2 separate regions of the Homo sapiens genome follow, and region 1 is linked to region 2. Evidence: chromatin loops called from intact Hi-C (ENCODE). Cell type or tissue: PC-3. All regions are shown on one strand. Each heading gives the region's core, and the rest is flanking DNA. Links, peaks and the distances in the headings are about the cores only. Region 1 overlaps HDAC9 (histone deacetylase 9). Region 2 overlaps HDAC9 (histone deacetylase 9).

The links. Peaks named below come from ENCODE experiments on the same cell type or tissue, not always from the same donor. Only the 100,000 strongest peaks of a DNase experiment are listed, where the experiment ranks them.
Region 1: it touches region 2 in a loop (2.0-fold over the local background); 1 of 110 quality-filtered maps calls a loop at or near these places.

What each region holds. Positions count from the first base shown.
Region 1 is chr7:18,691,122-18,695,522 of GRCh38, forward strand. The region is part of intron 12 of HDAC9 (histone deacetylase 9); the gene reads left to right. Among named protein-coding and RNA genes, the nearest start is that of HDAC9, 200 kb to the left of the region's middle. In PC-3, for the core only: a CTCF peak has its summit at 2,454 (motif pointing right); a DNase peak (open chromatin) is centred at 2,500.
Region 2 is chr7:18,892,682-18,897,082 of GRCh38, forward strand. All of the region lies in intron 22 of HDAC9 (histone deacetylase 9), which reads left to right. All of the region lies in intron 1 of HDAC9-AS1 (HDAC9 antisense RNA 1), which reads right to left. Among named protein-coding and RNA genes, the nearest start is that of HDAC9-AS1, 7.1 kb to the right of the region's middle. In PC-3, for the core only: a CTCF peak has its summit at 1,664 (motif pointing right); DNase peaks (open chromatin) are centred at 670 and 2,930; H3K4me3 peaks cover 1,582 bases; H3K27ac peaks cover 1,880 bases.

The DNA of each region.
Region 1 (4,401 bases), core at 256-4,255, 200 kb before region 2:
ATGAAACCCATCTAATTAATGATGAAGAAAAAGTGTCTGAGACGGTGCATTCAGGAGATAGGAGACATGGCAAACCACTGAGAGCAATTTGTGCACTCAAGTTTATGTTCTGCATAAGAGGGTTACCTGCTACTTCCTAACAAAAAAATTATTTGCAATTTAAGTATTTAACATGTCCTCATTAATGCTAACAGACAATAATCCAGAAGTTTAAATATGTTTTACCAAAACTTTTCTGAGAGGTTGGTGGGTCACTTTGTATTGCTCTTTCTGATCTTATATTCATTTAAGTACCAAAGAGTAGAGGGACTTTCGTAAGCAGTATAAAACTAAATTATATGTTGATTTTTCCGTGGGCTGTTAATGTCTTGTTACCGTGAGGTGGAAAGGGCTGCTTCGTGGTTTCTGGCTTGGTAATATTTGGCTTGTAGGTAAAGGGGAAGAAAACACAGACCACCTGTAACATGAATGTTGACCTCCAATTGCTCTTTAACCAAAATTCCTTTCAGTTATTTCCAAATTTATCTTTGATTAATTTTAACATTTATGCATTCTTCACCCTACTCTGTGTGTCATAAATGGCAGTCCTTTAGAATGGATAATGTTCTAAATAAAATTAACCTGTGTGTAATTTTTTTCCACAATAGATAGAATTCAAGCTAACATAGACTGCAGTGGTCAAAGAGGAAACCATCAAGATTGCCAATGTGGGGTAGCCCATATTGATCCCAATCAGGTCATATGACCTTGGCATACCAGAGAAGTCACTAAAGAGTGTCAACAAAAGAGAACAGTCTGTGTAACACAACATAAAGAAAAGAGGGCAGACCCTGCAGTGATCACATCTTGTGTTTGAGACCTGCCTTGGCCACTTACAAGTCTCAAGTTCCTCATCAATGAGATGGAGTTAATAATACCTGTCTCCTGGGGTAAATGGTGAATGAGTCTCAGAAAAGACAGCATATTTCAGCCCCATTCACAGAGTTAAGGCTTAATGTGATAGCTACAGATTGGAAAGGAATGAACCATTACTCTTCTTAAGAATACTCAGAAGGAAAAAGCCTGGATGACTTAAGAGAAAACTTTCCAAATTGTGTTTTAAAACATCAGTCCAGGGAGATGTTCTCTTGTCTGATGAGTTTTGTAAGCTTCACATTCTATGTAAGCTTTGTGGAGACACCCGGAGTACTTTAGCAAACTGGTGGCTCTGAGAAATCCTGCAGCACAGCAACTTATTTACATTATTGATCGCAACATTAAAAAAATGACCATGACATTTTTAAAATGTTACTTTTTTATGGAACAAACTTTTTGAAACACTGACCTAGGACATAGGTAATAAGCTTTTAACTCCTCATATCTCAGACTTTAGGTAACAAAACTGAAGTGAACTGTAACTTAAAACAAACCGTCTTTCCTTTTTCTGTGCATTTGAGAAAAAGAAGATTTGGATGTAAATCTATTTATCTCAGACTAAGTTTGGGGTTTCTTGTTAATTTCTGTTTAAAGAGATTTTGTGGGCCACGCAAACTAATGGAGATCTAGTTAGTATATAATACTTTCTCACATCATGTGGCTAAGTTTACTTGTTTGCTAGTCTTGTATATAAACAGGGCTCTGACAATCTAATGTCTTTCGCCAGCCATTTATAAAAGTGACCATGTATATTTTATGGTAAAAAGTAAGTGCATTTTTTGGGCACTGGTAAATAATGATTTGTTTTGTCCTGTTATTTTTTTGTGGAAAGAAAAATCTTACATTTCAGTCAGATGTTTGTAGTAAAAGAAAATTGTCATATTCAGTAGCCGATGATAAATACATTTTTTGTGTTGTTATGTATACTATACTGTTTTAAAGACTAAGCTATTTTTTGGCTTTTTAATTTTTTATTGTGATAAATTTAAATAACATAAAAACTAATTGTGCCCCATAAATATAGACAATTATTTTGTATTAATTAAAAATAAAATAAAACTTTAAAAAGAAAAAAATTTAAATAGTAGCTGAGAATAAAAACTAGATCAACTTAGATATTATTAAAGTCCTGGGACTCACAGAAAACAATACACTGAGATAAGGTTATATTTGACACCTAATTGTTAAAAGGAGAGATAACCAAACCAAACAAAAATAGCATTATTTCTATTTAGCCTATTGCAATGTTTTTGTAATAGTTATTGAAATTCAGAGTACATTTATAAAGCTAAAGGAATTCTTTAATTATTAGATACAGAAAATGTCCTTGAATGGGAGAATAGATTGAGAAAACACAGTACTCTTCCTATTTTAAGAAGGTCAAAATATTTTTAGAGGACATATTTGGTGTGTTTGTTTAACTAAATATTCAATATGAGCAAAGAAGTTACACAATTTACTTTTAACGAAAAAAATTTTCAAATAGGGAGGAGAGAGACGAGGAGAGAACAGATGCTTCTGGTGGTGCAGCAGCACAAATTGAGCAATTGTCCAGTAGGGGTTGCTCATAGAGCAGGAAGGCTGATTGTTCCAGCTACAAGTTTCACAACTTCAAGTAGACTGGGATTTCAAGGCCACTCAAGTGTCTTAGTCGAAATAACCTCTTTATGTACTCCGGAAGTGACCCAGCCTCTGATATCTATTAGGATAAAATAGTATGTGTGAAATTAAAGAATTGCTAAATAAATCATTTGAAGCTTGTCATCTGCCTTAAAATGACATTTTACAAACCACATTTAATATGTTGCTGTGCATTAGTGAGGGGAGCTCATAACTGCTTTTCCAAACAGAATCAAAGTGTAGTTAAATTGTTTTTAAACACAGATTTAGAGAATGAAATTGAGGGTAGTAAACTAGTAGCCAACTAAAGCAAAACAGGCTGGAATGTTGGTAACCGATTGTACACACAGGATCCAAGCAAAACATCTTGAATTGCTAGTACAGTAATAAATTATAGTTTTCACATTTGTATTTTGCAAGTGAAAACAGCACTAAGTCAAGCTTGTGAAATAAAGACCAAATGATGACGTTTTTAATTCACCCACACCTATGATGACCCAGTAGACCTGCCTCATCATGCAATAAATGGAATAACTGAGGCTGAAAAAAGAAAAGACCAGTAGACAGAAACTCCATAGTTTTTGTATGCAATTGTAGATGGGAAAAAATGGTTGAGAGAGGCAAAGGGTTAATTGTCACAAAGGATCTAATGAATGTGTTGATTTCTTCTCCTTCCTTTGTCCCTCTCTCCTCACAAGATGACCCATACCACATTCAGCCAACAGTCAAGGAGCTATCTCATTTTCTTTAGGGTTAATTTTCTCTTCTTAACGTAATGAGATAAATGGCTAAATGGGGTTGGTGTCTCGGGAGTGTTCAGAGGGCAAGAAATGGTCAAGAACTGGTTTATCTCCAAAGTTCATTAGCCTATTAGATAACTGACGCAGGGCACCCCAATTATCTCAAAGAATGAGAGACTTCTAAGAGATGGGAGTCAGTCCTTATAATAATGGAACTTGGCTGCCTGCTTCAGAAAAGAGACTCGCAAATCCCTTTCGTGGAGCAGGACTCTTCTGGGTGGAGAGGATGGGCTGATTTATTTCTCTGTGGTGTCCTGGAGTGTATCTGCCCTGATTGACTCCCTTGGTCTTGACATCAGTCACTTTGGAGTCAAGATAATGAAAACTACATTAAAGAGGCCCCTCCAGTTTATGCAAATGGAACTTTTTCTTCAAAGGGACAATATCCTTGGGAGAATTTCTGTACTATTGAAAAGTATTAATAAAAGAAAATGTGTTGGATATTTCCTCCCTCCTACTCCTCATTTTCTCTAATTTACATAGGAGTGGGAGTGACATTTTTTATTTTGTTTCATTAAAACCCTAAATTTTCCTCATGCTTTATCTAAGGAAGTCAAATTGTATTTAGTCTGAAGGTTGCTGCATGGAATTAGTAAGGACATAAGTGACACTTAACATTATTCTAAACAATTAAAGTTACACACTTTAGGACATCTTGGGACTGGATCAAGATGACTGGAGGAGCATCAGTTTTGCATCTGAACAGGTGTGCCTTAGGCTAACAGGGCAAAAATGATAACACTATTAGCAATGACATCTGCAGTTGTAGCTTGGGTTGCCACTCAAGTTAGAAAAGAATATTATGTTATGTCTATTCAGGGACTCTTTGGGGGAGGGAACACGAGATAATGCTCAAGGAGGGAATATTGGAATCATGTGGGAATGTTGTGTTTCCCTATCTTTCCTACGATGCTAATTATTTAACAAATAATATCAACATAAATGTGACAATAAATGAGGACTGTGTTTATATGACACAGTCCATGTTGACTCAACATTTTTGGAGATTGATTTGAAAGAGTAGAAGGAGTTTCTTAACACAGCATAGTGACACTTCCAATCAGTG
Region 2 (4,401 bases), core at 85-4,084:
TATTCTCTTATGATGCTTTATTAAAGGATAATTTTTAAGAAGCAATACAAAGTGGGAAAAGGAGAATTATTGCCCAGAAATAAATTCTGAAGGCTCAGGAAGGTATATTTGTTTTTGTCCCAGACATAAAATGCAATTAAATCTACCCCATGTAAGACTGATGAAACTTCTTTCTTGATAGAGAGATGTGATTTATATTCTAGCATTAATTAATACTGAGTTTAAGGAACTTAAGTTTATGTCAGATCATTTTTTTTTCCTCCCAGGTTGTTACTTGTTGCTTCTCATATTTGGCCTTCCTTCTGCAGCTGTGTTGAGAGCTTATACAGTGTTTCAAGTAGGTAATAGGCCGAAAAAAAAAAAAAAAAAAAAAGAAAAGAAAAGAACCCTAAGTGCTTTTGTCATTACAGCAGTGAGAAGAACAGACATGCAAACACCTTCATATCTAGAGCTCTCTCACTGTACCCCTAACGTTCTTTTCATATTGATGGTGACAGTAGTGTCAAAAAGCAGAGAGAAAGCTGTAAACCGTAAGCTACAGGGAGATCTGCAAAACCAAGTTACTCAGGGTCACAACCTGTAGTTGTGTAGTTTGTGCTTTACACAAGGGGCAGCAGCGTGAAGGAACATAACATAACCTTCGCTCTCCTTATCAACCAAATACCATGGCCTGGGGCAATATTCAACCAGAGAAATAAAACCAGAAAGAAAAGAAAGTGACTAATTCAATTCACAGGTATACATCAGGCATCTAGTGCTGGAGCTACATCAGTCTGAAGAAGTCAAAACTCCCTGTTTGCATGTGGCTTATATTTAAACTGTGCTGTCTAAAATGGTACTCCCTGGCCATATGGTTATTTAAATTTAACTTAATGAAACTATGTATTTCAACTGCCCAATAGCCATTCACAGCTAGCAGCTTCCACAATGGACATTGCAGATATAGAACATTTGCATCGTCACTGAAAGTTCTTTTGGGGAGCATTGTCTAGTGGTTAAAGCCTAAGCAAAATAAGTAAGCAAACATAGAGTACATTAGGAGTTCATGAATAAAATGAACGCAGGGAAAGGGTCAGATTTTGCTGGGACAAGGGAGGTTTGTGATTTTTAAAAGGGTGATCAGAAATGGCCTCACTTATAAATGATGTTTGCCTGAAGAGCTGAAGGTGATAAAGGAGCAAGCTGTGAAACTATCATAGGGAGGAACATTGTAGGCATGGGGAACAGAAAGGGCAATAGCCCTGAGGCAGGACCAAGCCCACAGTGCCAAAGGAAGAAGAAGGCAAGTATGAGATGTTCAAGAGAAAAGGGTGATAGAAGTGGGGAAAAGTAGTCATAGTTTGATTTATTTTAAAGGTGAGTGAACTGGATTTGCTGGCAGGCTGGATTGGGTATGAGAGAAGATCAGAAGGTGGGAATGGAGTAAAGGATGACTTCAGGGTTTTGGGTCTGGGCACCAGAGAGGAATGAGTGGCTCTGAACTGAAATGGGGAAAGATGTGGAAAAAGGTTTAAGCTGAGAGTTAAATTTAGTTGTTATCAGCATATAGACGCTATTTAAAGCCGTAAGCCCAGATGAGATCACCTAGGGAACAAGTGTAGGTAGAAAAGAGATGCAAAGACTGTTGCTTGGGACACTCTAACATTATGACATTGGAGCCATGAGGGGGAGCCATATGAAGCCTGATTGATTTTCACTGGCAGAGTGTGCTGTCCTGTAGCCCAATGGAGGCAAGCCGTTCAAAGAGGAGCACAAGCCATTAGCTCTATCAAATGTCCTTAAAGGGTCAAGTAAGATAAAAACTGACCACTAGATTCAGTAACATGCAGGCCACTTCTGACCTAGACAAGATAAGGAGTTTGATGAGTTAAAAGCCTGATTAGAGGAGAAATTGGAGGAGAGAAATTGTAGACTGCACATATAGACTGCTGCTCTTGAGGAATTTTATTCTAACGGGGAAGAGATCAATGGAGCAGTAGGTAGAGGGAGGAAAGGGTCTGATGAGTACTTGAAAAAATAATCTTAATAAAATGACAGCATATTTATGTGATGCTGGTCATCTTCTAGTAGAGAGGGAAAATTGATGCTGCTGTAAAAAGAAGAGAGAATTGCTATACAAATGTTCTTGAATTTGTGAAAGAATTGAGTTCTAGGACACAGGTAGAAGGCTTGGGCTTAGATACAGGAGAATTTATCCACAGGAGCAGTTGAAAAAGCAGAGTATGTGGGTCCAGATGCTGGCAGGTGATGGGTGTAATGGTGGGAGATATATGAAGTGTGCTTCTGACTTTTTTCTCAGTGAAACAGGAACAAAGGTAATCACTGAGAATTCGAATGGGCAAGAACATTTTGGAGGCTTGAAAACATGAGAGAAGGTATGGCATAATTATCTACAGGAGTGAAAAAGGGGATCTACTAGCGGAAAATAGCTTAGAACAACTTATGAGCCCATGTAAATTTCACATATAACTTTAAAGTGAGACCAGTCAGAATAACTATGTCAAATAACAATACCATTTCACCAGCCATATTCGATAGGGCTCAGGCCCCGCTAGGCAGAGAGCTGGATGTAACCAGGATTGAGTTAGAGTAAAAGAGACAAGTGATTATCTGATGTACTAAGGATTTTAAACTGGTTTAAAAGGAAAGTGAGACAATGTAGATTATAAGAGAAATGAAAAATTGGTAGGATCAATGGATTGTAGATCCTAGAAATACTGCAGTGTGGCAGTAAAGAGAGTAAATTGAAAAGCTAGAAGGTGATAATAAGAGAGGAGGATGCTTGGAATTGATAGTATGAAAGAGTTCTGATTTTTGTTAATCAAAAGGACGAGAGCATGATTACAAAAGTGAGTCACTAAATCCTATTCTAAAGATCAGCTCATGAAGTGAGTCACTTTAAATTCTTATTAGGTGAGTGTACTCCTCCTTTGAATATGAGTGTTATCTTTTTATGAAAGAAGAAAGTTTTGACTTGATACTTTCAGTTAATGCTGAGATTTAAAAATAAAAAACAGCAGGGCAGCATGTTTCCCTTAGCATCGAACAGCTCTCTTTGGCTGTCTATTCTCTTGTAAGGTTAGACAGTTGGAGTTCGCATTTGATCTGAGGCTTTAAGCTTCTTGTTATACTCAATTTCCAAGAGTTTCCTGTTTAGAGACTTGAAATGCAGCTTAGTAACAATAAGTCATTATTTAATCATGATTAACCACTTTTTAAATGGACATATTTCCAAAAGGGAGAGGTAGCAGTTTCTTAGGTGTGGATTTTGTATTCCTTGACTATACAAGCATAAAGAAAACATTTGTTTATTTGGATAATCAAGAAAATCTCAAAAAGGAGCAGCTGCAGTTTTCATTAATGCCGAAGGGAAACATCAAGAAGATACTTTTCCTAATGTACATTAAATTCCAAGTGTTATTTATGAAGGAAGAAACTATTTTATGAAATATGATCTGTTGACGTTTAAATGTAAATTTTATTTTCCATTAGAGTCTTATTTATGTTTCAAAAATGGACAAATATTTATATTTATGCTTAAGATAAAAATATAGAAATATTTCTGCTTACTAATTTGAAGATTTATTAGCATTTGATCATAAAAACATAGAAAAGAGACTAATCACTTTAAGAGCCAAGAAAAATATGTATATTTTTTCCAACTTTACAGTAACTTTTAAGAAACACTCAATTTGGTCAGGCAGGATTCATTCACCATTACCTTTAAAAGCACAAGGTAGAAACTTATCTTCATTAAGTGCCACTGAATGTCTGGCACCACATAACTAACCAGAGAATTCAGTAGCTTAGGGTCTATGGAATGCCTCAAGTTCAAAGGAAGAGAGACATCCTGTTTGGTGTTGTATTTCACTTATGCTGTTAAAACTGCCCAGACCCCATTAAGTGTTTTCTTTTTCATTCTTGGGCATGATCTTCTTTGTCCCTCATGAATAACACAAAGCTTAATAAAACTCCATGCCAGACTAAATAATTTTAACAATGTGTTATAAGATTTTATTTTTAGGTATAAAGGTCTTTCTTTTTGTGCAAAAGCCATTTTGTTAAAGATAGTGACATCGGGTCACACGCCACTCCTGTGGACCTGGCTTGTTAGAGAACTAGCAAGAACATTGTCTCAGACCCAATTCCTTCACACTGCAAATTCCACTGTTGAAACTTTTACTACAATGGGTATCTATGGAGAAATAGTGAAGGTAAATAAACTCTAAATTTTCCACTGAGGAAAATTCATTCTCAATTCCTGAGACCATAAACATGAACACAGAAAAATAAGGTGTTTTGAACTACTTCTGCATACAATGACATTGTAAAGGATTTAGCAATATGTATTCATTAAGTCTAGAGTATGCATATGCTCATTTTTTCTAGTTTAAAACCACA